3 separate regions of the Mus musculus genome follow, and regions 1 and 3 are each linked to region 2. The links are chromatin loops, found by intact Hi-C in ENCODE. Cell type or tissue: heart. All regions are shown on one strand. Each heading gives the region's core, and the rest is flanking DNA. Links, peaks and the distances in the headings are about the cores only. Region 1 has its middle 98 kb from the start of Tm4sf1. Region 2 overlaps Nbea (neurobeachin). Region 3 has its middle 47 kb from the start of Gm32237.

Region 1 (8,319 bases), core at 148-8,147, 1.1 Mb after region 2:
CTGCCAAACTGATTTTCAGAGTGGTAGTAACAGCTTGGAATCCCACCAGCAATGAAGGAGTGTTCCTCTTTCTCCACATTCTTGCCAGCATCAGCAGTCACCTGAAGTTTTGGTCTTAGCCATTTTAACTGGTGTGAGGTGGATTTCAGGGTAGTTTTGATTTGCATTTCCTTGATGCCTAAGTTTATTGAACATTTCTTTAGGTGCTTCTTGGCCATTTCATAATCCTCAGTTGAGAATTTTTGTTTAGCTCTGTGCCCCATTTTTTGATAGGGATATTTATTTCTCTGGAGTCTAACTTCTTGAATCCTTTGTATATATTGGATATTAGCCCTCTATCAGATGTAGGATTAGTAAAGATTTTTCACAAACTTTTTGTTGCCATTTTGTCTTCTTGACAGTGTCCTTTGCCTTGCAGAAGCTTTGCAATTTTATGAGGTCCCATTTGTCGATTCTTGATCTTACAGCACAAGCCATTGCTGTTCTATTCAGGAATTTTCCCCCTGTGCCCATATCTTCGAGGTTCTTCCACACTTTCTCCTCTATAAGTTTCATTGAATTGGGTTACATTGAATCTGTAGACTGATTCAGCAAGATGGCCATTTTTACTATGTTGATCTTGCCAATCCATGAACATGAGAGATCTTTCCATCTTCTGATATCTTTTTAAATTTCTTTCCTCAGAGACTTCTAGTTCTTGTCATACAGATTTTTCACTTGCTTAGTTAGTGTCACCCCAAGGTATTTTATATTATTTATGACTATTGTGAAGGGTGTTGTTTCCATAATTTCTTTACCAGCCTGTTTATCCTTTGTGTAGAGAAAGGCCACTGATTTGTTTGAGTTAATTTTATATCCAGCCACTTTGCTGAAGTTGTTTATTGGGTTTAGTAGTTCTCTGGTGGAACTTTTGGGGTCACATAAGTTTACTATCATATCATCTGCAAATAGTGATATTTTGACTTCTTCCCTTCGAAATTTGTATTCCTTTGATCTCCTTTTGTTGTCTAATTGCTCTGGCTAGAACTTCAAGTACTATATTGAATAGCTAGGGAGAGAGTGGGTAGCCTTGTCTAGTCCCTGATTTTAGTGGGATTGCTTCCAGTTTCTCACCATTTAGTTTAATGTTGGCTACTAGTTTGCTGTATATTGCTCTTATTATGTTTATGTATGAACCTTGAATTCCTGATCTTTCCAAGACTTTTATCATGAAGGGGTGTTGGATTTTGTCAAATGCTTTCTCAACATCTAATTAAATGATCATGTGGTTTTTTTTTTCTTTGAGTTTGTTTATATAGTGGATTATGTTGATGCATTTCCATATATTGAACCATCCTTGCATCCCTGGGATGAAGCCTAATCGATCATGTTGTATGATCGTGTTGATATGTTCTTGGATTTGGTTTTCAAGAATTTTATTGAGTATTTTGCATCGATATTCAGAAGGGAAATTGGTGTAAAGTTCTGTTTCTTTGTTGGGTCTTTGTGTGGTTTAGGTATCAGAATGAATTGGGTAGTGTTCCATCTGTTTCTACTTTGTGGAATAGTTTAAAGAATATTGGTATTAGGTCTTCTTTGAAGGTCTGATAGAATGCTGCACTAAACCCATCTGGTCCTGGACTTTTTTGGGGAGCGGGGGATACAACGAATGACTGCTTTCATTTCTTTAAGGGTTATGGAACTGTTTAAATCATTTATTTGTTTCTAATTTAATTTGGTACTGGGTATCTATCTAGAAAATTGTCCATTTCATCCAGATTTTCCAGTTCTGTTGAGTATATGCTTTTGTCGTAGGATCTGGTGATTTTTTTTGGATTTCCTCATCTTCTATTATGTCTCCCTTTTCATTTCTAATTTTGATGATTTGTATACTGTCTCTGTGCTCTCAGGTTAGCCTGACTAAGGGTTTATCTATCTTGTTGATTTTCTCAAAGAACCAGCTCCTGCCTTGGTTGATTCTTTGTATAGTTATTTTTTTTCTTTCTTTCTTTTTTTTTTCCTACTTGGTTGATTTCATCCCTGAGTTTGATTATTTCCTGCTGTCTACTTCTCTTTGGTATATTTGCTTTTTTTGTTGTTTTGTTTTTTTGTTTTGTTTGTTTGTTTGTTTGTTTTTGTTTTTGTTTTTGTTTTTGTTTTTGTTTTGTTTTGTTTTGTTTTGTTTTGAGACAGGGTTTCTCTGTATAGCTCTGGCTGCCCTGGAACTCACTTTGTAGACCAGACTGGCCCCGAACTCAGAAATCTGCCTGCCACTGCCTCCCAAGTGCTGGAATTAAAGGCATGCGCCACTACGCCTGGCTATTTGCTTCTTTTTGTTCTAGAGCTTTCAAGTGTGCAATCAAAATGCTAGTGTAAAAATTCTTTAATTTCTTTCTCTACTTTTTCCTTGATCAAGTTATCATTGAGTATACTGTTGTTCAGCTTCCATGTGTATGTGGGTTTTCTATTGTTATTGTTGCTACAGAAGTCTTAGTCCATGGTGATCTGATAGGCTTCTTGTATATTTATGGGCATGTCTTTCTTTAGGTTAGGGAAATTTTCTTCTATAATTTTGTTGAAGATATTTCCTGGCCTTTTGAGTTGAGAATCTTCTTTCTCTTCTATACCTATCATCCTTAGGTTTGGTCTTCTCATTGTGTTCTGGGTTACCTGGATGTTTTTGGTTAGAAGCTTTTTGCATTTTGCATTTTCTTTGACGGTTGTGTCAATGTTTTCTATGGTATCTTCTGCACCTGAGATTCTCTCTTCTATCTCTTTTATTCTGTTCGTGATGCTTGCATCTATGACTCCTGATCTCTTTCTTAGGTTTTCTATCTCCAGAGTTGTCTCCCTTTGTGGATTCTTTGTTGTTTCTACTTCCATTTTTAGATCCTGGATGATTTTATTCAATTTCTTCACCAATTTGGTTGTGTTTTCCTGTAATTCTTTAAGGGATTTTTGTGTTTCCTGTTTAAGGGCTTCTACCTGTTTACCTGTGTTCTCCTGTATTTCTTTAAGGGGGTTATTTATGTCCTTCTTAAAGTCCTCTATCAGCATCATGAAATTTGATTTTAAATCCAAATTTTGCTTTTCCAGTGTGTATGGGCATCCAGGACTTGCTGTGGTGGGAGAACTGGGTTCTGACGATGCCTAGTAGCTTTGGTTTCTGTTGGTAACATTCTTGTGCTTGCCTTTCTGGTTTATTGTGCTTTCCCATCTGATTATCTCTGGTGTTAGTTGGTCTTGCTGTTTCTGGCTAGAGCTTGTCCCTCCTGTGGGCCTGTAAGTCTGCATCAGCACTCCTGGGAGACCAGCTCTTTTGGTGGGACCTGTGTACCAAGGATTGTGGAACAGCTTTAGCTCCTGTTTGTAGACTGCAACCGGAAAAATCCTGTCCCAGCTGTTACACTGTTCCTGTGCCCTGTGTGCTCCTGGCCAGTCCTGCTTTGGACGGTTATTGGAGAGAAAATGGAGATCTCACCTCTGAGCCCAGGAGTGAGAGCTCTCCTGGGAGACCAGCTCTCTCCTGGAAGGCCCCGTGTACAGAGGACTGCGGAACAGCCTTAACTCTAGGTGCAGATGGCAACCAGAAGGATCCTGTCCCAGCTTCTCCCATGTTAGGGATGCAAAGTGAATAAATTATTGAAGAATAATAAATAAAATAAAATAAAATAAATAAAATTTTATTTTTTCTGGATTCAAGTGCTAAAGTCTTTAAGATAGGCCCACCAGAAGGGGATGAAATATCTACAAATATTTAGTTGTTATGTACTTTAATTTCAAATGTCTTAGAACCATTACAGTATGAAAAGTCAGAAATATAGAGATTCAATGTACAGCAGATTAATCTGTCAACAAATGAGAAGGTACCTCAGAAGAAACTGGAAGTGATACAAGTAAGGAGAGGAATTTCCTTCCCCTCCTGCAGATGAGATTGACCTAGAAAAAGACCTTGAATTTACTGCACAACTTCAGATATTAAATAGACAAGTAGAAAAGCTCTTGAGACAAAGGAGTTTATTCCCAAAACAAGAGAAAGGATATGGAGGAGGAAAAAGTTACTTCCTGAAACAAGAGGGAAGGTATAAAAGACAAAAACAAAAACAGTGTTTGGACAAGAGTTACACCAAGCTGAGCCCTTTCATTAAAAAAGAGATGTGTTTAATCATAGATCTTTGCTGCCACCTTGTGCCAGCATGGAGGAATTATTGCCTGGGTCTTAAAATAACACCTTAAGTGTTTTCAGTAACAAAGCATTAGATTCACGCAGATAGCATCCTCAAGGTTATGTTCAGATTGATTGGAAACCTATAGATGGGACAGATTTAAGGTGATTAAAAGATGCATTGTGAGACAGATAATAAACAATCGGGCTATGCAGAATAGAATTATACCACAGAGTGGAAGGATTTAATGACAGCTATATTAGAAGTTGGTCCTCAATTACAATGGCTTACATGGTGGAGAGAGGAATCAATGGCCACAGAACAATGTAATCAGGCTAAAGGAATATTTATAATAGGATCGTTTTTTAAGTGAAGGTCAATTTGCTGACTGACATATAGGTACAACTTGAGGATACCACTATAGCACAAGGGATTTTTTTTGTGCCTTTAAGGGCATAGGATAGAGTTGAGGACCAGGAAAAATGACTACATCTTTTGGTAAAATTATCACAAGTCCGGGAGGTGCTTACACTGACTTACTGCAAAGCTTAACTTCAGCAGTGCGAAGAACAATAGCAGATCCAGATATAAGAAAGGTGCTACTTGAATCTTTGGCTTTTGAACATGCAAATAACTATCATTAAAAATTCAACTTGCCAATCTAGATTAACGGAATAAAGCTGATGCTGATATTGTATATCAGCTGCATATAATACAACTTTAACTTGACAAGCCTTAGGTAACGGTCTTAACTCTCAGAAAACATGATGCCTTAACTTTGGAAGTTTGAACATTTTGAAAAAAGAATGTAAAAATTTGCATACTAAAGGAAATGACTCATTTCAAAATAATCAAAATATAACAGCAAGAATTTGGAATAAATGTGGAAAAGCCAGACATTGGGCTAATGACTGCCAATCAGTAGGAGATGTCTAAGGCAAATTTTTACCAGAGGATACCACAACTCAGAGAGCCCAACTCAGCACCCAAGAGCAAACAACATGAGCCAACAACATCCTGTCAGTAACAAAATAGCTCACAAAGAAGGCTAGAGAACATAAAGTCAGTATTAGAGATTTAGTGCATGGTATTACTGCTACAGATAGTGCTGCTTTTGACTCAGCAGTGGGTAAACATCTTACACTGTCTCCACAAATTAATTGTTATAAAATAGCTAGTGGTGTGTATGGTCTTTGTACAGAACCAGTAGGGATATTTTGGGAAGTAGTTTCACAGCTCTCAGGTTTATTGTACAGGCAGAACTAATAGATGAAGATTATCAATGTGAAACTAAATCATGGCTTATGTTAAGAAAACTATACAACTATAGCCAAGTGATAGGACTGCTCAATTATCATTACTTCCATATCACAAAGGTAAAGCAGCTTCAATAAATATGACAAGAAGATTTAGAAGTACTGGGAGGAAAGTATTTTGGCAAACTATCATTATTAATGAAAGACCAAAATTAAGGTTAATGGTAAATGATGTTGAAATTAAAGGTTTGATGGACACTGGGGTTACTGTGTTTATAATTTCTGAAAAACCGTGGAATCAAAATTGGCCATTTCGAGATGTCTCCACTCAGTTTATAGATTTTGGAACACATCTCATGTGAAGCAGTGTTGTTTGGATTAAATGTTTAAGGCCAGAAGGCCAAGTAGAAAAGTTAAAATTGTATGTGGCTGACATAACCATAAACCTATGGGGAAGGGGTTTATTAGAATAATAGGGAACTCAAATTAATATTCCTTCAATTTCAGAAACAGCCCATGAAATGGTGTTTTAAATGGTTTATAGTCCTGAAAAAGTTATTACAAAAATTATCAAGGATAATTATAGGTTATATAGGTTGTCAATAGACAGAACAAAACATGAATTGGCTTTGCAAATTTAGACTAGAGGCCACTGCTAATAATATGCCAATAGCCTTGCTTTTAAAATGGCTAACCAATATGCCTATATAGAGGCAGAGCAGTAGCCCTTAACAAAAGAAAAATTACAGTCACTTGAGCATCTGGTGCAAGAACAATTGGACATATTGAGGAGTCTACTAGTCCTTGAAATTCTCCTGTATTTGAAATAAAAAAGAAATCTGGACAATGGAGAGTGTTAACAGATTTAAGAGCTGTAAATAGAGTAATTCAGCCTATGAGTTCCTCACAGCTTTGAATTCCTTTACCTTCTATCTACCCAGAGTCAATATCTTGTGAAACAACCACTAAAAATAATTTGTAAATGATTTCCTCAGTGTATTATTTACCATTACATGGGTGATATTTTGTTAGGAAAAAATGTACACTGAAACAAGAAAGGTTGTTACCTTACTGAGTGCTACAGATTGCACCTGAAAAAATACAGAAAGAAAATTCTATAAACTATTTAGGATTTAAGCTGAGTCCACAAACAATTTCAACAAAACAATCAGATCAGAAGAGATAAATTACAAACTATTAGAGATTTTTTTAAAGTTATTGGGAAATACTAACTGGTGATACCCTCCTATTAGATTAATTACTCAAAAGTTAAGTAATTTGATTCAAAACCTGGAAGGTGATTTAAATGTAAACAGTGCAGGGAAATTAACAGCTGAAGCGGAAAAGAAAATAGCCCAGAGAATATGAGAAACCTATGTGGAGCGATTAGACCCTAAAATTAACTATACTTTAGTTATTTTACCCTTCATTCATTCTCATACTGGAATAATTGTGCAAAAGGAAAATAATATATTAGAATAAATTGTTAACACATAAACAAATTAGAAAATTTTAAAACCTATATAGAAAAAGTTTCTGAATTAATTATAAAAGGCAGTGCCAGCTCTGGGCCACCTTGGGCGTGAACTTGGAGGACAGTCCCACAGTCCCCAGAGGACTCTCCATGCCCCAGACGACCTAGCATGCCCAGGATCTTAAGATCACAGGTAAGTGGAATGCAACATCTGTCATAACAGAACTGGAAGTGCCTGGGGCCAGCAGGAGCAGGGACACAGGAGCCCTGCCTGCCCAGCGGCTCAGGTTTCTTCTGGTCTGTACAGGTCTACCTTGGATTCTAACACAACAGACAGCCCCACAGTACCCAGAGGAGGTACCACTTCCAGATGCCCTAATATGCCCAGGATCTTAAGATTCCAGGATCCCAGGAGTTTGGTCACACCAGGATATCAGGGTCTCAGAGGAAGCTTGACTGCCAAGAACTCTGACACTGAGTCTCAGGTTCACAGGATCCCAGAATCACAGGATAACAGAGATTGCTGGACTCTGCGGAGTTCTGACTGAACCAGGATTACAGTAAGGACAGGCTCTAATCAGATATATTGAGGGCAGCAAGCACTTCAGATAATCAGATAGCAGGAGGCAAGCATAAGAAGCAACTGAAACCAAGGTTACTTGGCATCATCAGAAACAAACTCTCCCACCATGGCAAGTCTAGTATACCCATCACACCAGAAAAGCAAGATATGGATCTAAAGTCACTTTTCATGATGATGATGGAGGACTATAAGAATAAAATAAATAACTCCCTTAAAGAAATACAGGAAAACACATCCAAGCAGGTGGAAGAATTGCACAAAACCATCCAGGATCTAAAAATGTAAGTAGAAACAATAAAGAAATCACAAAGGGAGACCACTCTGGAAATAGACCTAGGAAAGATGTCAGGAGCCATTGATGCAAACATAACCAACAGAATACAAGAGATGAAAGAAAGAATCTCAGGTGCAGAAGATACCATAGAGAACATTGATATAACAATCAAAGAAAATGCAAAATGCAAAAAGATCCTAACTCAAAACATCCAGGAAATCCAGGAAACAATGAAAAGACCAAACCTAAGGATAATAAGTACAGACGAGAAGGAAGATTTCCAACTTAAAGGGCCAGTAACTATCTTCAACAAAATTAGAGAAGAAAACTTCCCCAACCTAAAGAAGAAATGCCCATGAACATACAAGAAGCCTACAGAACTCCAAATAGTTTGGAACAGAAATGAAATTCCTCCCTTCACACAATAATCAAAACACTAAATTCACAAAACAAAGAAAGAACATTAAAAGCAGTAAGTGAAAAAGGTCAAGTAGCATATAAAGGCAGACCTATCAGAATTACACCTGACTTCTCCTCAGAGACTATGAAAGCCAGAAGATCCTGGGCAGATGTCATACGGACCAAAA
Region 2 (8,319 bases), core at 233-8,232:
GACTAATATCCAACATATATAAAGATCTCAAGAAGGTGGACCTCAGAAAATCAAATAACCCATTAAAAAATGGGGCTCAGAACTGAACAAAGAATTCTCACCTGAGGAATATCGAATGGCAGAGAAGCACCTGAAAAAATGTTCAACATCCTTAATCATCAGGGAAATGCAAATCAAAACAACCCTGAGATTCCACCTCACACCAGTCAGAATGGCTAAGATCAAAAAACCAGGTGACAGCAGATGCTGGCGTGGATGTGGAGAAAGAGGAACACTCCTCCATTGTTGGTGGGATTGCAGGCTTGTACAACCACTCTGGAAATCAGTCTGGCGGTTCCTCAGAAAATTGGACATAGTACTACCGGAGGATCCAGCAATACCTCTCCTGGGCATATATCCAGAAGATGCCCCAACTGGTAAGAAGGACACATGCTCCACTATGTTCATAGCAGCCTTATTTATAATAGCCAAAAGCTGGAAAGAACCCAGATGCCCCTCAACAGAGGAATGGATACAGAAAATGTGGTACATCTACACAATGGTGTACTACTCAGCTATTAAAAAGAATGAATTTATGAAATTCCTAGCCAAATGGATGGACCTGGAGGGAATCATCCTGAGTGAGGTAACACATTCACAAAGGAACTCACACAATATGTACTCACTGATAAGTGGATGTTAGCCCAAAACCTACGATACCCAAGATATAAGATACAATTTCCTAAACACATGAAACTCAAGAAAAATGAAGACTGAAGTGTGGACACTATGCCCCTCCTTAGAAGTGGGAACAAAACACCCTTGGAAGGAGTTACAGAGACAAAGTTTGGAGCTGAGATGAAAGGATGGTCCATGTAGAGACTGCCATATCCAGGGATTCACCCCATAATCAGCATCCAAACACTGACACCATTGCATACACTAGCAAGATTTTATCGAAAGGACCCAGATGTAGCTGTCTCTTGTGAGACTATGCCGGGGCCTAGCAAACACAGAAGTGGATGCTCACAGTCAGCTAATGGATGGATCATATGGCTCCCAATGGAGGAGCTAGAGAAAGTACCCAAGGAGATAAAGGGATCTGCAACCCTATAGGTGGAACAACATTATGAACTAACCAGTACCCCGGAGCTCTTGACTCTAGCTGCATATGTATCAAAAGATGGCCTAGTCGGCCATCACTGGACACTCAAAATTTATATGCCCCAGTACAAGGGAACGCCAGGGCCAAAAAGGGGGAGTGGGTGGGTAGGGGAGTGGGGGTGGGTGGGTATGGGGGACTTTTGGTATAGCATTGGAAATGTAAATGAGCTAAATACCTAATAAAAAATTAAAAAAAAAGAGTTTTGAATATACAAACTGTTGAGTAATAGGTGTACTTTGTATTTTGAATTAAGACAATTCATTTGTACTCATAAATTTATAATCTCCATTTGAAAAGGCTCAGATGTACACAGACTTTCATAACTCAGTATGATAGTTTCTCATTCCTTGCCCACAATTAGAGATATTTCTTGTATAAATGTCAGACTTTGGTGTAGGTACACCACACCCTATATTAGGAAACTAGTTGTAGAGGAATTCAGTGGCTTGGGATTTCTACTTATTTTTACCTCTGTTATATATTTAAAAAAATGTCAAGAAAGAACAAAATGATAAATTTCTAATTTACAAAGCTGCTCAACACAATGCTGGCTCCTTTCTTAGAGGAAGAACTACTTAATATTTAGATCTTGCTCTTTCTCTCATGTGTTGTGAAGGTGTTCCTATTAATTCTGAAATTATAATAGTGATACTAGGTTTATACTTAATATATGGTATAAAAATAATGTAATTTATCATCTCACCTTCATTTATATTTTTTGTTACTATTATTTAATATCATTTAACTAGTGCTAAAAAAAAAGGTACTTCACAGGGTGGCAAGATGGTTAAGCACTGAAGAGCATTTGTTTATGGGGTCCTGGTTTCGGTTCCCAGAACCCAAACAGCAGCTCAGAAACATCTGCAATTCCATTTCCAAGGGATTCAATGACCTCTTTGGGCCTCCTTGGGCACCAGGTACAGACATGGTATACATATGTACATGCAGAGAGAGAGAAAAAGAGAGAGGAGAGACAGAGAGACACAGAAACACACAGAGAGAGATTTTTAAAAAGGAAAAGTTAACAAATATTTTACGGTCATGGCAAAGAAAGACAGAAGGCTAGATACATATAAGCCAAAAATATTAAGATTCCAATGAAAAGTTAATACATGGCAGAGCAAGAGTTGAAGGAAAAGGGAGGATTTGCAGACAAGTAGATGAAAATAATCATCCAGAGTGAGATGTTCAAGACAAAGAAAGACAAATATGGGATGTATTTGGTTTTATATGGATATTAGCTGTTAATTCAATGATAACCAAGCTACAATCTGTAGAACTATAAAGGTTAGGTATAGAGAAAGGGGCAAGGAGGGGTCAGGTAGATCTTGTTAGGAAAGAGAAATACAATGAATACTTATGGGAGGATCAGTGAGAGGGGAGGGGAATGGGAGATGAGGGAGGGGTTATGTGAAGAGGCAGCTAAAATTAAAGGCCACTTGAGGGGTATTATGAAAACCTAATGTAGTAGAAGCTTCCCTAAAATATATACATGAAGGTGATCTACATAAAATCTCCAAGTAATGGGGGAGACAGAGTCCCAACAGGCATCTCTTGTCACCAAATAGAGCTTTGGCTACCAGGATTGGTTTACATCTAATTGAGTTCTTAGCCAATGGAGTCCTATGGAAATTCCCAAACAACACAGGCTGTTGCCAAACTTTATGTTGCCACAAACTAACATCAAGACCCATTACTGAAGACAACACCCACAAAACTCATTGACCACGGTGAAGGTAAACTGCTGCATACACAGAGCTTTCACCCCGGTGTGTTCTACCATCACTGGTACAAGTAGGGACTCTGTATACTATCAAAAGATAAATGTAAATGCCAAACCATCTACAAAATCACCGATCAACAATGGTGTCCTGCCTGAAAGATACGCTGGAGCAATTGTGTCACAAAGTATGCTCTATCATATAGAATCTATCATGCCCAACACTGCTTGGGTGACTGAGAACCGGAGAATATAAAGAGACCAGCATCCTAGGGGAAAACCAAATATTAATCTTCTTCAAAAAAAAGTAGTAATAAAATAACTGCTAATGACAATCTGCTATACTCATAGATCAGGGTCTCTTGCTCAGCCACCATTAGAGAAATTTCCTCCTACAGAGAATGGAAAGAAATGGTGTTCCACAGTCAGACATTATGCAGAGTGTGAGATACCTTAGAACACTTAGTCCTAATAGACTATCTCCATCAAATCCTTCCTCTCAGAGCTCAGGGAACCCTGCAGGAGAGGAGGAGGAAAGAATACAAGACCCAGAGTAGATGGAAGACACCAAGAAAACAAGAGCCTATCAATCAACAAGATCAAAGCTCCTATGAGCTCAAAAGGACTGAGCCAGCATGAATAGTGCCCAAACACCAGATTCTTTGTGCTTATCTTATGGCTTCCAATTTAGTGGTTTTATGGGATTCCTGAGTATGGAAGCAAGTCTTTCTCTGAGAGTTAGGCCTTCTCTTGGGCTCTTTTCCTTGTTTGTCTTCTCCAAATCTGATGTTAACTATTGTTTTATCTTATTTCATTTTATTAGTATCTCTTAGAAGCCTGTTTTCTAGTGTGAGAAAGGGAGTGAATCCAGAAGGGAGGGGAGGTGGGAGCAACTGGGAAGAGTAGAGGGACAGGAAGCAGTATTCAGGATATATTATGTGAGAAAGGAATTTATTTTCAATAAAAGGAAGGTGAATGGGGGTGTGGTATAAGGGGTAAAATGACTATACTAAAACCAGTTGTTACCTAGGCCTAGTGAAACAAATAAAACTAAATGGATACAAGATAGCAACATGTAATGTCACTGTGACACAAAACAGAAAGACTGCTGTAAGTATTTTGGTTATTAAAATCACTGGGAACACTAAGATCTTTTAAAGAATAATTTTGTTATTTCTATGTCTAAACTAAAATAATAAAACAGAAATATGAATATAAAAAGGTTTTAAAAGTATATTTTAATATTTATTGTTACTCTTCCATAACAAACTTCCCATTAATTTAAACATTAAACTTTTTAAAAAGCAGCAACACTTTAAATTATGGCATGTGCTCCTCAAACATTGTCAACTTTGATTTGTTTGATTGTTCCTTTGTTGTTTTTTGAGACAGAGTTTCTCTGTGTAGTAGTGGCTATACTGGAGCTCACTCTATAGACCAGGCTTGCCTGGACCTCAGGGATCCACTTGTCTCTGCCTCACAAGCTCAGAGATTAAAGGCGTGCGCCACCAATGCCCATCTCAGCTTGGATTTATACTGTATAATATTGTCTCGCCTCCAAATAGTCTGAAACTGTACAACTCCAAATGTGATTTTAAAAAGTCTACCCGTACTTACCAAGTGTGTTCATTAAAAACTAATTCATAGGAGTGAATGCTGTATCTTGCCTAAAATGTACCAATTTCAAAGCAAAATAGAGATCAGAATCATCAGTCAGTGTCACTGGCTTTGTGACATGAGCACCCTTATTACCCCATTCTTACCCACTGCAAGGGACAATTAAATGCAAATGTATGAAATGAATTCCCTCAGTCTGACACAGCATTTGACACTCTTTCTTTTTCTAAATCTCTGATCCATAGATAGCATCCCTTTTGACAAGTCATTTGATGAAAGGCTTGTTTGTGTATTTTATGTGTAGGTGTAAGCATACCAAAAGAGGGCAGCAGATACCACTATGGATGATTGTGAGCCACTATCTGTTTGATGAGAAATGAGCACAGAACCTTGGGAAAAACAGTAAGTGTTCTGAACAGTTGAGTCCTGGACAAGGCATTTTGAATGATCATAATACAATGTACATATTTCAAACTCTGAGATTTCAAATACCACTTAAATAAGCAATGTACTCAAATTTGTTTTTCAGAATTGATAACTAAAAGCATGTCTAAAAATAAAAAGGTTTTCAGAATTGATAACTAAAGGCATGCCCGAAAAATGAAAAGTTCATGAAAAATAATAATTAAAAAGAGAAGAGCAGATGAAAAGGAACATCACAGTAAATATCAAAAAGTTGGTATGACAATTACCCACATTGAACAAAGATTCTCACTAAATACAGTAGTGTGAAAGCAGGTTATACAACAAGACCTTTGCTGAGAACTTATATCAATGCAGTCATTCCTACCTTATAACCAGGTCCTAATTGATGAACTGCAAATATCTGTGCTGGGTTAAGAGCTTCACTGAACACATACACAGCCCCAAGCTGGCCACAGAACACCCTATTGGCATCAGCAGTTTCTGAAGATCCAAGAAAGCACTTGTCATAGCTCTATTTTTAAAAGTCACAAAAAATAAGTTATTATTTTGTAGTGACAGAATATTTAAAATGCATTTCTTCATTAACAGAAACATTTAAGATACTAACAATAGTGAAAATGCTATTTTGGGTATTTTTCAAATGTTTCAATAATAAAAGTAAATAAACAAGTTTTAGAAAATAAAATCAGTTAAATAGAAGTTAAGAGCACAACCATCCATCACACCCTCAGACCTGACCACCTTTTCAAATTGTAGCAATAACGACAAAGATTGTGTAATTGTTTATAACTGAATTTTGTAATTCAGAAACAAAATGTGTTTACTGAAGCAAAGATAATTTTAAATTGCTAATAATTCACAACTGATCAAATTTAGAGAGAAAATAAATCAAAAGAATGACTTTGCCAAATCTTAACTATAAAACCATAGGAATAGATTTTTTTAAAATTCTACTTCATTTCTCAATATGGATGAATAGGCAACCCCCATTTTCTGCACTAAATAAGCAAGAATGAAGAAAATCAGTTTGTTCTGCATAGGGATTATATAGAAGCAAAAACAATGATTCACTATCTCGCGAATATTATTCACCTAAAGGATCTTTCATCTAGAAAGCCTGGCACACCTACATCCTTTCAACACCAGCCAAGGAAGGCAAAGACAGTAGGTACTAACCACTATCCTCTCTTGTCACCACAGGATATCCCACACTTTAATTTGAATAAACACACTAATATTCAGCTATCAAACTAGACAGAGTCATAGAGAAATCGATCACTACATAGGTCTGTCAAATATGAGATCCCATTTGTGCTTCATACAATAGCAAAAAAAAATAGTAGTAAGGTGAATGGAAGAGAAAAACAAGAACTTATCGTTCAACATGTGTAATTTAAACTGTGCAAACTAAAAATTACTATTACGTAAAGAATGTGTACAAGACCAGGCTTCCCTGTTTCTTGAAATACTATCACAGAGAATTTTAAATCTTGGTTTTGTTTTGTTTTGTTTTAAATACTGTCTTTTCAGCTAATGTCAGCAACAAAACTATAGGGGCTTCCTTCCTTCGTATATTAGTAATAAACTACATCCTCCTGCAGTATCAGAGAACAGATAGGAAGCCAAATTTCATTTCTGTGTTTTCATTTGCCTTTGAGTCTGTTGGGCAGTAAAGCAAGTTTGCCCTATAAAGGCACGGGCAGGAACTTTCTAGAGTTCTGTGTGCTCCATGCAGCTTCTGTGCATATTTGTATTTGATTTGATTTGTTGTTGTTGTTGTTGTTGTTGTTGTTGTGCCTTTTAAAAAATGTTCTTAGTGAAAATCCAAGACTCTTGGCTTTCAGATCATGCAAACAACAAGGTAAAGTCAACTTGGCTGGGCAGGACAGCTTGTCACCCACAGATCTACAAAGAGACTCGAGACAATGTAAAATGTCCTATCATTTAAAAGAAAACAGAAAAAGAGAATACATTACAACCTCTGCTCTGTGAAAGTGATTAAGATTAGAGAAGTTGCAGACAAAACTTATAAATAGATTTAGTTGTTTGTTTTTCATAATTGTCATAAGCAGGTATTCTGGAACAATAATCTATCACTGGCCCTAGTGATTCTTTAGGTACTACAAACCACATTTTGCTTTGGCCCTAAAATGCCAGGAGGAAGGAAAGGGAAACCGCAAACTATATAAATGCAAGCATTCTTTAGATTTCAACCCTATGTCTTCTCTATCTAGGATCCAGTGTCACCTGCTCCAACACAGACATACAAAGTGAAGAAATTATCTCATCCACCATGACAAAGCATCCTGAATGTGATCTGCCTTCTGCTTTCAGAGCCCTTTAATGTCATGAAATTATCATCACTGCAGCCAGATTGAGGGGTTTTTTGCTTTAGTTTTGATTTTTAGACATGGTTAGCTCTGACTGTCCTGAATCCCACTTTGTAGACCAGGCAAGTATTGAACTCAGAGATGCACCTGCCTCTGCCTCCCTGATTGCTGGGATTAAAAGTGTCCACCACCATAGCGGACATGCTGAGATTTTTACAATATAATCTTGAGAGGCTTTTTATCCTGGGTCAGACTGCAAGCCCAGACCTGTGTTTGCATATGAGGCACTTACATGACTTGACCCTTGTGTATCACATAACCACATTCTATTTTAACTTTATCCAGATCATTAAATCATGTGTCTGAAACAGTCTACACACTATATTAAATAATTAAATATAAATTATATAAATATAAATTAACTTAAGAATTTTATATAAACTAATAAAACCTCAAACAAAATTTTGGATGTTTCTACCAAATGGTCATTATTTATATTACAGTGAGAGACCATACTATAAAATATGTTTAAAAAATTTAAACTTACATCATTTGTGTTAACATGCCAAGCCATGTCACCATAGGATACCAGCTGGCCATTAACATAACAACGGATCTCACTGTTCCTCCATCGATTGTAGATGTGGACGATGCTGATCATGTACCACTGCAATGCAACAACTAAGATGTCAAAGGTCATGAGCAGTTACTACTGTATAAAATGCAGTCAAACCTTTGCACATCCCTCTAAGAGATCTCGAGTACTGTATACCTCATGTCCCTTCCTCCCATTTCTTATGGCCCGGGTAAAGTACAGGTCAAGGAGCACCCATCCCCCAACACTGAGACAGAGGTGTAAGAGCAGCAACTGCTTATGAGCTGCTTATGAACACAACACTTGAAGGCAATCATAGAAGAATCACTATGAGTGAATAAACTTTTTATCAAACATTCAGGACTAATAGGAAATACTGAATGAACAAGAGGAAAAGAATGTTGCAATGTAATTTTTTACATTCATGTATTCATATATATTTTTTGGATTTACTAGATAAGTTAATCTTAGGTTAAATTTAGTTTTC
Region 3 (8,319 bases), core at 295-8,294, 570 kb after region 2:
CACGCCCCCTTCTCCAGATCCATCTTCAGGCCCGGAATGAGCCACAGATGATTTGACATCATTGTAGAGAAGCAAACTTTCCACAGACCAATTATTCACATTATAGTTACCTCAAACTCACTGGGGCTCCCACAGTTGAGCCTACAAACGTAAGTATGATTTTGCTCCACATCAAGTTAGAAAACATCTCAATGAAAAGACAATATTTTTTAAATAATTTTTATTATATATTTTCCTCAATTACATTTCCAATGCTATCCCAAAAGTCCCCCATACCCTCCCCCCCACTTCCCTACCCACCCATTCCCATTTTTACTTACTAACACTGTGCTTTCTTATAGACTCCAAAAAGAAGAGAGTGTCTGAATTCCCATCAAGTAGAAAACATTGTCCTTAGCATTGAGTGGACCACAACTGTGTATATACACCTCAAAATACAGCCCTGTACAAAGCAGCTACTCCATAATCTTTGTTGAATTAAATATGTTGAAATACATGGAACAAGTAATATTTAATCTTGTTCTCAGAATTTTTTGGAGATGATTCTTTATTGGTCTTTATTTCACTCTCTCCTTTCTCTGCCTTCACCTCTTCCTCTTCTTTTTGAGTGTTCTCAGTACTCACATGCAGCCCAATACTATTTGTTGAAGGTTAATGCCAAATCTTTTTTTTTTTTTCTGGATGACTTTGTAAGATTTATTTTAGCTCTGTTCAGCATCAGTAGAGATACAGTTTAAGCATCTTTTTATTGCACACCAAAAAGCACTTTCTTTTTCAAACAGGCCTGGTAGCGACAAGGTCGGATCAGCCAGGAGGCCCACCATTAAGCACTGTTTTCCTCCACTGTCTCACTGTTGTCATGGCAATTCCTCATCAGGCTCCTGAGAACTCTCATCTCTTAGCTCCTCTTATCTCAGTGTGAGAGGTTGGAACTCTCTCTCTCTCTCCTTCCTTCCTTCCTTCCTTCCTTCCTTCCTTCCTTCCTTCCTTCCTCTCTCTCTCTCTCTCTCTCTCTCTCTCTCTCTCTCCTTCCTTCCTTCCTTCCTGTCTCTCTCTCTCTCTCTCTCTCTCTCTCTTTCTTTTGAGGATTTTGTTAGATATTTTCTTTATTTACATTTCAAATTTTATTCCCTTTCCCCATTTCCCCTCCCAAATCCCCCTCTATCCCATCCCCCCTTCCCTTGCTCACTAAACCACCCACTCCCATTCCTCTGTCCTGGGATTCTCCTATACTGGGGCATCGAGCCTTCACAAGACCAAGGGCCTCTCCTCTCATTAATGTCCTACAAGGCCATCCTCTACTACATATGCAGCTGGAGCCATGAGTCCCTCCTTGTGTATTCCTTGGTTGGTGGTTTAGTCCCTGGGAGCTCTGGGTGTACTGGTTGGTTCATATTGTTGTTCCTCCTATGGGGCTGCAAACCCCTTCAGCTCCTTGAGTCCTTTCTCTAGCTCCTTCATTGAGGATCCTGTGCTCAGTCCATGGATGACTGTGAGCATCCACTTAGTATTTGTTAAGCATTGACAGAGCTTCTTAGGAGACAGCTATATCAAGCTCCTGTTAGCAAGCACTTGTACTTTCTATAAGTCTCAAAAATAGTGAAAGGACAACAAAGGACAGAAGAGTATCCATACACATTTAGTGACTGGTTTACATGTTTATTTTTGTTGTTTTCTTAATTATGTGCATCTGTGCTTGTCTGGGTATGGGTATGTGCATGTGAGTGTTGAGTCTGTAAAGGCCAGGGAAGGATATTGGTTCTCTTGGACTGGAGTCACAAATGATGCTGAGCTGCCTGATGTTGGTGCCATGAACTTAACTCAGTTTTTTTTCATAAAAGTAATACATGCTGTAAACCACTTGTAATGGTTGTCAACTTGACTTCATCTGGAATTAACTAAAACTCCAAAATGGAGGGCACACCTGTGAGGGATTTTTGCTTGGGTTGCAGTAGGAAGATCCAGGTCTAATCTGGATCTTTGGGATAGGAAGACACAGTTTTAATCTAGATCATTTGAGGTGGGGAAAATCACCTTTAATCTGGATCTTGAGTATCTGATCTAGGAAAATCCACTTTTAATCTGGGATATGCCTTCTGTGAGTGCACACATGTGCACGAGCACACACACACACACACACACACACACACACACACACACATTTATTCTATAAGTTTTGTTATTCTAGAGAACCCTGACTAATACATCATTGAACCATCTCTCCAGCCTTCAGTTATTTATAACATGTTAAAGTTTTCATAAGAGAAAGATCCTGAGATGTATGGAGGATGTAGATATAGATGGGAAAAGCCCTTCATCACTAGAGAAGTAAGATTCTGGAATATTTTCAAAAATGTAAAAGCTGATATGAAACTAAGGTCTCCTGGCACGGATTTTGTCTCTCGGGCGTCACCTTGTGTCTCTCTGACAGTGTTGTGCTATACAAGCACCTCAGCCTTCCCTGTGTCCTCCCTGATTTCTATGTGTGGCCTGGGACTCAGGCTAGAGAGTGTTGATAGGACCACCCCAAGCTCCTTATCTGGGAGCAAGGACTTTGCTTCATTTGTCCTGTCTGCCTGTTTTGCCCTTGCTTGCTGTGGGAAATCCTTAGCCCAGCAAGCAAAATCCTTAGCCTCTCAAGATGTTGAACTTCAGCATTCTTGCTGGGTTCTGGTTAGAGAGCGGCAGACTGTGTCCTCCATCTCCCATCTGTGGTGAGGGACACAATCATGCTGTATTCTAATATACTGTTGGATTTGGTCAAAGAATTGTCAGGTTACATGGCAGACAGGCTAAAGTTATAAGGATAAGTCTTATTTTCCCTTTCTATCATTAAGCTAAAGAAAATTAAGGGCAGTTCGATGGCTACTTACATCAGATTCTTTTTACCACTGGAGATCAACAATGGCTTTGGTTCTGGAGATGGGGACATGGTTTGCAGAGGACCAGGAACATTCATGTGGGCCTTGGAGTTTTCAGACGTTATACTTAGATGTCCATATATTGTTCTTCTGTATTCAGTAGCATTGCCAATTTCCAGTGCTTGGCCACAGGTACCATAAAGGCCTGCTCTGATCTTTTTTCCTTCTGGCTGATGTTCTGTTACTGATACAGAAGGCAAAGGAAACACATAAGATTATTTATTTAATATATTTTTTTGTGTGTAGGTGTTTTGCCCTTCATGTATGTCTATGTATCATGTATGCACAATACCTACAGAGATCATAAGAAAACATTAGACAACCTAGAAATAGAGTTACAGATGTTTGTTAGGCACCATGTGGATTCTGTGAAGAAAATCTGAGTCCTCTGGAAGAGCACTCAGATCTCTGAGTCTTCTTTCCAGCTGCCAGCATTTTTTTTAAATAAGGGACTTTTGTAATTTCATAATTAGAGAATCCACAGAAAGTGGGAACCATCTCAGGTGGTTGATACCAAGAAAAGGGTCCAAGAGAACACTTTGCATATTTTTTATAGAATAGCTGAAATATATTTAGTAACATTTCAGAAAGTGTTAGAAATTCTGTCTTAATATCAACCCAAATTTCATCCAACAATTCTTGATGTAATCCAAAAAGGAAATTTAAGATCAAATATTTAATGCAATATAATATAAAAATATACCAGTTTGATATTTGCATGGTAAGGAATGAGTGTGGAGAACAGAAATCTGTCTTTCTGCAATTAAACAGTTATGTTTATTAAACAGTAAAACCCTTTGAACATATAATAAAAACACTGCAATCCTTAATGTACAATAATTTCAAATCTGCACTGAAGTATTTGGAACAGCACTGCCTTGAGCTGTTACCACTGACTGGGGTCATGCGAACTGGGCATGTTTTATGCTCAGAACCAAGGCTGTCGTGAAGTCACCTGTGGCAGCACTCATGACTGTTTCCAGGGACAACCCACATTCAGTGCACTTTTGACTTTAAATTCATTTTTGGTCATTGCATATCTTGAAATCTGTCCTTTGCCAAATTTTTATGAGCCATCCCCATTCATTTATATATCCTATGGGGTCACATCTCAGAGTTTAAAGAGCTGTGGATTAGAGGTTTTCATGTATTTAAGTGCCAGGCCCTAGAATCTCCCCTTTGTTGTTTTAGGTTAACATATTTTCTTGTATTAACTAGCCTTTAGAACAGGTCCTCCAGCAGGGTGATGTTGAGATTGGCTGGTCCCACATTTGTGTGACTGAGTTGGGCAGACAGTGTCTGTTCTAAGAATGTGAGACTGAGGGAGGAGGGGCTTCTCTTTCAGGACAACTCCTTGGAGGGAAAGCTGGGAAAGAGCTGAAGAAAGAAAAGTAAAAGAATTACCAGGTAACAGTGCCCTCTTCAGATGGTTCAGAATGAAGTCATGCCTAGAAGTCCAAGGCAAGTTTAGTTCCTTCCCTGCCTTCTGTTCACCAAAACCACCCTCAGAAATAGGGTTTGAGGACATGGTGGATTAACTAAGCACTGAATGTTTGGTTTGAAGACTTAATCATCACATCGGATATTGCCCCCCTGAGAACTGTATTTAATTCCCAAACAATGGGCCAAGACAAGTGCTCTTCAAAGTAACCAAAAGTAAGCAACCACTTGCTTGTAGCCCCACAATGAAACAATGAGCATTCAAGTCCTGACGATTTCTGTTAGGATTATACCTGGATTCCTAACCTCATTGATCAAACTTTTGGCTCCTTGTGATTTTGTAGCAATAAACTCAGAAGATGTTATTTCTTATACATTTGCTAAGTTGGCTTTGAGGAAAATCTGTCTGCTATCTTTGTGAAAAACAAGTTTGAGTATTGCAACTCTAAAAAACTGACAGAGTGCCTAAACGTAGTTAGGTCTATACATATGCAAAAGCTACAGTCCACTCAGTGTGATCTGTTCTGAAAAGCCCATAATATTTTGCTATAGAACTTATCTCTGTCTTTACTAAGCCCTCTGGCTGAAATGCCAGCATTTGGGTGTGGAGTGTGCTCTGTGAACTCTAAAGGGGTGTAAGAGGAAGAAGTGAGCTCACTCCTTAATGCACTTCACACTACAACACTGGTCTCCCTAACTCCTAGTCAGGAGGAGGTGAGATGATGTGTGTCCTTTAAAGGTCAGTTAAAAAAATCATGCAGCAAATTCTTGCCACTATATCCAGTAACATAGAAAATAAGAATGGTAACAACTTCTGGGTGATAGAATGCTTTTAATTGTCTTGTTTTCTTTGCTTTTATTTTTGCGTTGCTTGTTTTGTAGTCATTTGCACAAAATTGGTCATGTCTCTGAAAACCAAGTGTGTTTATATGTGTGTGTATGCATGCATCTGTACATATCATTATATCTGTGTGTATGCAAGCATGTACATATTTGTGTGCATAGATGTCTCTTTCGGTGTGTATCTATGCATGTATATGGGGGGGTGTTGTGTGTGTATGCATGTGTGCATGTGGTTTTGTGTATATCTTACTCTTATACTACAAGAAGCAAAACAAATACTTCATAATTTTTTAAAGAATTATTTATTTACTTTATGTATATAAGTGCACTGTAGCTGTCTTCAGACACACCAGAGGAAAGCACTAGATCCTCTTATAGACGGTTGTGAGCCACATGTGGTTGCTTGAACTTGAACTTAGGACCTCTGGAAGAACAGTCAGTGCTTTAGACTGCTGAGCCATCTCTCCAGCCCAATGCTTTATTTTTAATAACATAATTTTAAGGAGTGAATCCCAAGGAAGAGGAAGGAGAAAGGAGTGGAGTGAGGCAGAGAGGGAGAACAAGCAAACACAGTGGTCTGAGATTGCTGTCCTTCATGATGAAGGAGACATCACTACAGTTTCTCAATGGTTTCTTCAGACTAGAAAGGGAAATGATTTAATTAGCTTCCACAACCTGTTGATCAAAACTCACCTGCACAGTGTATTTATACTCTGTACTCCTCAGCTCCACATCTGGACTAGCACACATCTGTGACTATGAAGCTACCACAGGGAAGAGGTGGAGTCCTGGCACGGCCTTGGGGGAGAAGAAGTGACAGAAGGGAGGCTGTTGTAGGTGCTAGGTCTGGATGTTAAAGACCCAAGGGGTTGGAATGAGACATAAACACACAGACATAAGCACACATAAACACAGGTTGGCCTGGCTACTATAAAAGGGGCTACTTGTCCCCTCCTCTTGCTCTTACTCTTGCCTCTCTATTGTCTCTTACCCCCTTATTCCCCCTCTCTCCACATTCCCTTCTCTCTCTTTCCACGTAGTAATGATCAGCCTCTACTTCTCTACTCTCTCCTTCTCTCGGCCTTTCTCTGCCTCTACACTCTCTTAACTCCCCTCCTCATGCCATGAGTAAACTCTATTCTATACTATGCCATCATGTGACTGGTCCTTCATGAGGAAGGGATGCCTTGGCATGGGCCCACTAAGGAACCTCCTTCCCCCATACATTACCGCAACCTACAGAACATATCGTAATATTTCTTTCTCTCTTTTTTCTTGCTAATTTCTTTCTTTTTTTAAATTGTTAGATATTTTCTTTATTTACATTTAAATTTTTATCCTCTTCCCTTATTTCCCCTCTGAAAACCCCCCATCCCATCCTTTCTCCCCCTGCTCACTAACCCACCCACTCCTGCTTCTCTGTACTAGCATTCTCCTTCACTGAAGCATTGAGCCGTCACAAGACCAAGGTTGATGTCCCACAAGGCCATTTCTGCTACATAAGTGGCTGGAGCCTTGAGTGTGTACTCCATGTGTACTCTTTGGTTGGTGGTTTAGTCTCATATTGATGTTCCTCCTATGGGGCTGCAAACCCCTTCAGCTCCTTGGGTCCTTTCTATAGCTCCTCCATTGAAGACCCTGTGCTCAGTCCAATGGATGACTGTGATCATCCACTTCTGTATTTGTCAGGCACTGGCAGATCCTCTCAGGAGACAGCTATTTCAGGTTCCTGTCAGCAAGCAGTTGTTGGCATCCACAATAGTGTCTGAGTTTAATAACTGTATATGGGTTGAATCCCCAGGTGAGACAGTAACTTGATGGCCTTTCCTTCAGTTTCTGCTCCAAACTTTGTCTCTGTATCTCCTCCCATGAGTATTTTGTTCCCTCTTCTAAGAAGGACTGAAGTATTCACACTAAGGTCTTCCTTCTTGACCTTCATGTGGTCTATGAATTGTATCTTGGATATTCTGAGATTTTGGGCTAATATCCACTTATCAGTGAGTACATACCTTGTGTGTTCTTTTGTGATTGGGTTACCTCACTGAAGATATTTTTTAGTTCTATTTGCCTAAGAACTTTGTGAATTCATCATTTTTAATAGCTGAATTCGGTAGTCCTCAGTTGAGAATTCTTTGTTTAGCTCTGTACCCCATTTTTATTAGGATTATAAAAATCCTATAAATTATAAATTATAAATTAGGATTTATTTGATTTTCTGGAGTCTAATTTCTTGAGTTCTTTGTATGTATTGGATATTAGTCCTCTATTGGATATAGGGTTGGTTAAGATTTTTTTCCCAAACTGCTGGTTGCTGTTTTATCTTTCTCTTTTTATAATCACAACAATGACAAACACTTTTGTATCATGCTAAACCTGGATTTCTCGATTGGACAGTGAATGGATGTATGTTATATGTAAAAATAAGTGATGAGGTAAAAGTCCCGATGACACAAGGATGCACTTGGGAAGAGATTAAGTGGGTGTCTAGCAGCATTGGAGAACCACTATGTGACATCTGTGTCTGTTCCAGGGGTCTAGGTTGTTTTTCAAGGCTTATCACTTGCAATGAATTCATGTTTTTTAAATCTAAGCCCAAGAACATTTTTTTTTTAAGTTTAAACATCATCTGGCCCCCTTTTAGGCTTGATGAATTGTTTAAGAGATGTATATTGCTTCAGACGGGTTTTATTGCCAAGCTCACAGGATGTGAACTGCTTTGCATTTTCTTACAATGGTGAGTGATTAGCCTGTGACATGGCTTTAAAACAGAAGACAGCAAACAGGTTTAACTGGATTAAGAGAGAATGGTACTTTTTTATGTAGTTAGGCTGCTCCTAGGAATTAAAATATGCCTCCCCTGGATATGTTTTTCCATTGCGTAATATAATAAGCAAGAACATGGCAATGTTCCTTAGAAGAGAGGCTGACAATTTGTTCTGTGTCAATGGCAATATTCAGTGTTTTAGGTGGTTTCAGCTGGGTTTGCCAAGTTCTGAACAAATTTTTAAGTCAGTGCTTGTGGAATAGATTGTTTGGTCATTGACTGAACAGTAGGGAGAAAGTTTGCTGTTCTTGAAGTTGGTTTAATTTCCTATGACAAAGGCAAGTGGCTCAG

Evidence for each region. Peaks named below come from ENCODE experiments on the same cell type or tissue, not always from the same donor. Only the 100,000 strongest peaks of a DNase experiment are listed, where the experiment ranks them.
Region 1: a loop joins it to region 2, with 4 times the contacts of the local background. A loop is called at or near these places in 3 of 42 quality-filtered maps.
Region 3: a loop joins it to region 2, with 4 times the contacts of the local background. A loop is called at or near these places in 2 of 42 quality-filtered maps.

The regions. Positions count from the first base shown.
Region 1 is chr3:57,200,123-57,208,441 of GRCm38, forward strand. No RefSeq gene overlaps it. Among named protein-coding and RNA genes, the nearest start is that of Tm4sf1, 98 kb to the right of the region's middle. In heart, for the core only: CTCF peaks have their summits at 4,170 (motif pointing left) and 4,373; no DNase peak of the experiment used is centred there.
Region 2 is chr3:56,074,588-56,082,906 of GRCm38, forward strand. It overlaps Nbea (neurobeachin), which reads right to left. Exons shown (of 58, transcript NM_030595.1): 7 at 7,785-7,904; 8 at 5,272-5,418. Among named protein-coding and RNA genes, the nearest start is that of Nbea, 100 kb to the right of the region's middle. In heart, for the core only: a CTCF peak has its summit at 4,797 (motif pointing right); no DNase peak of the experiment used is centred there.
Region 3 is chr3:56,647,555-56,655,873 of GRCm38, forward strand. No RefSeq gene overlaps it. Among named protein-coding and RNA genes, the nearest start is that of Gm32237, 47 kb to the right of the region's middle. In heart, for the core only: a CTCF peak has its summit at 4,354 (motif pointing left); no DNase peak of the experiment used is centred there.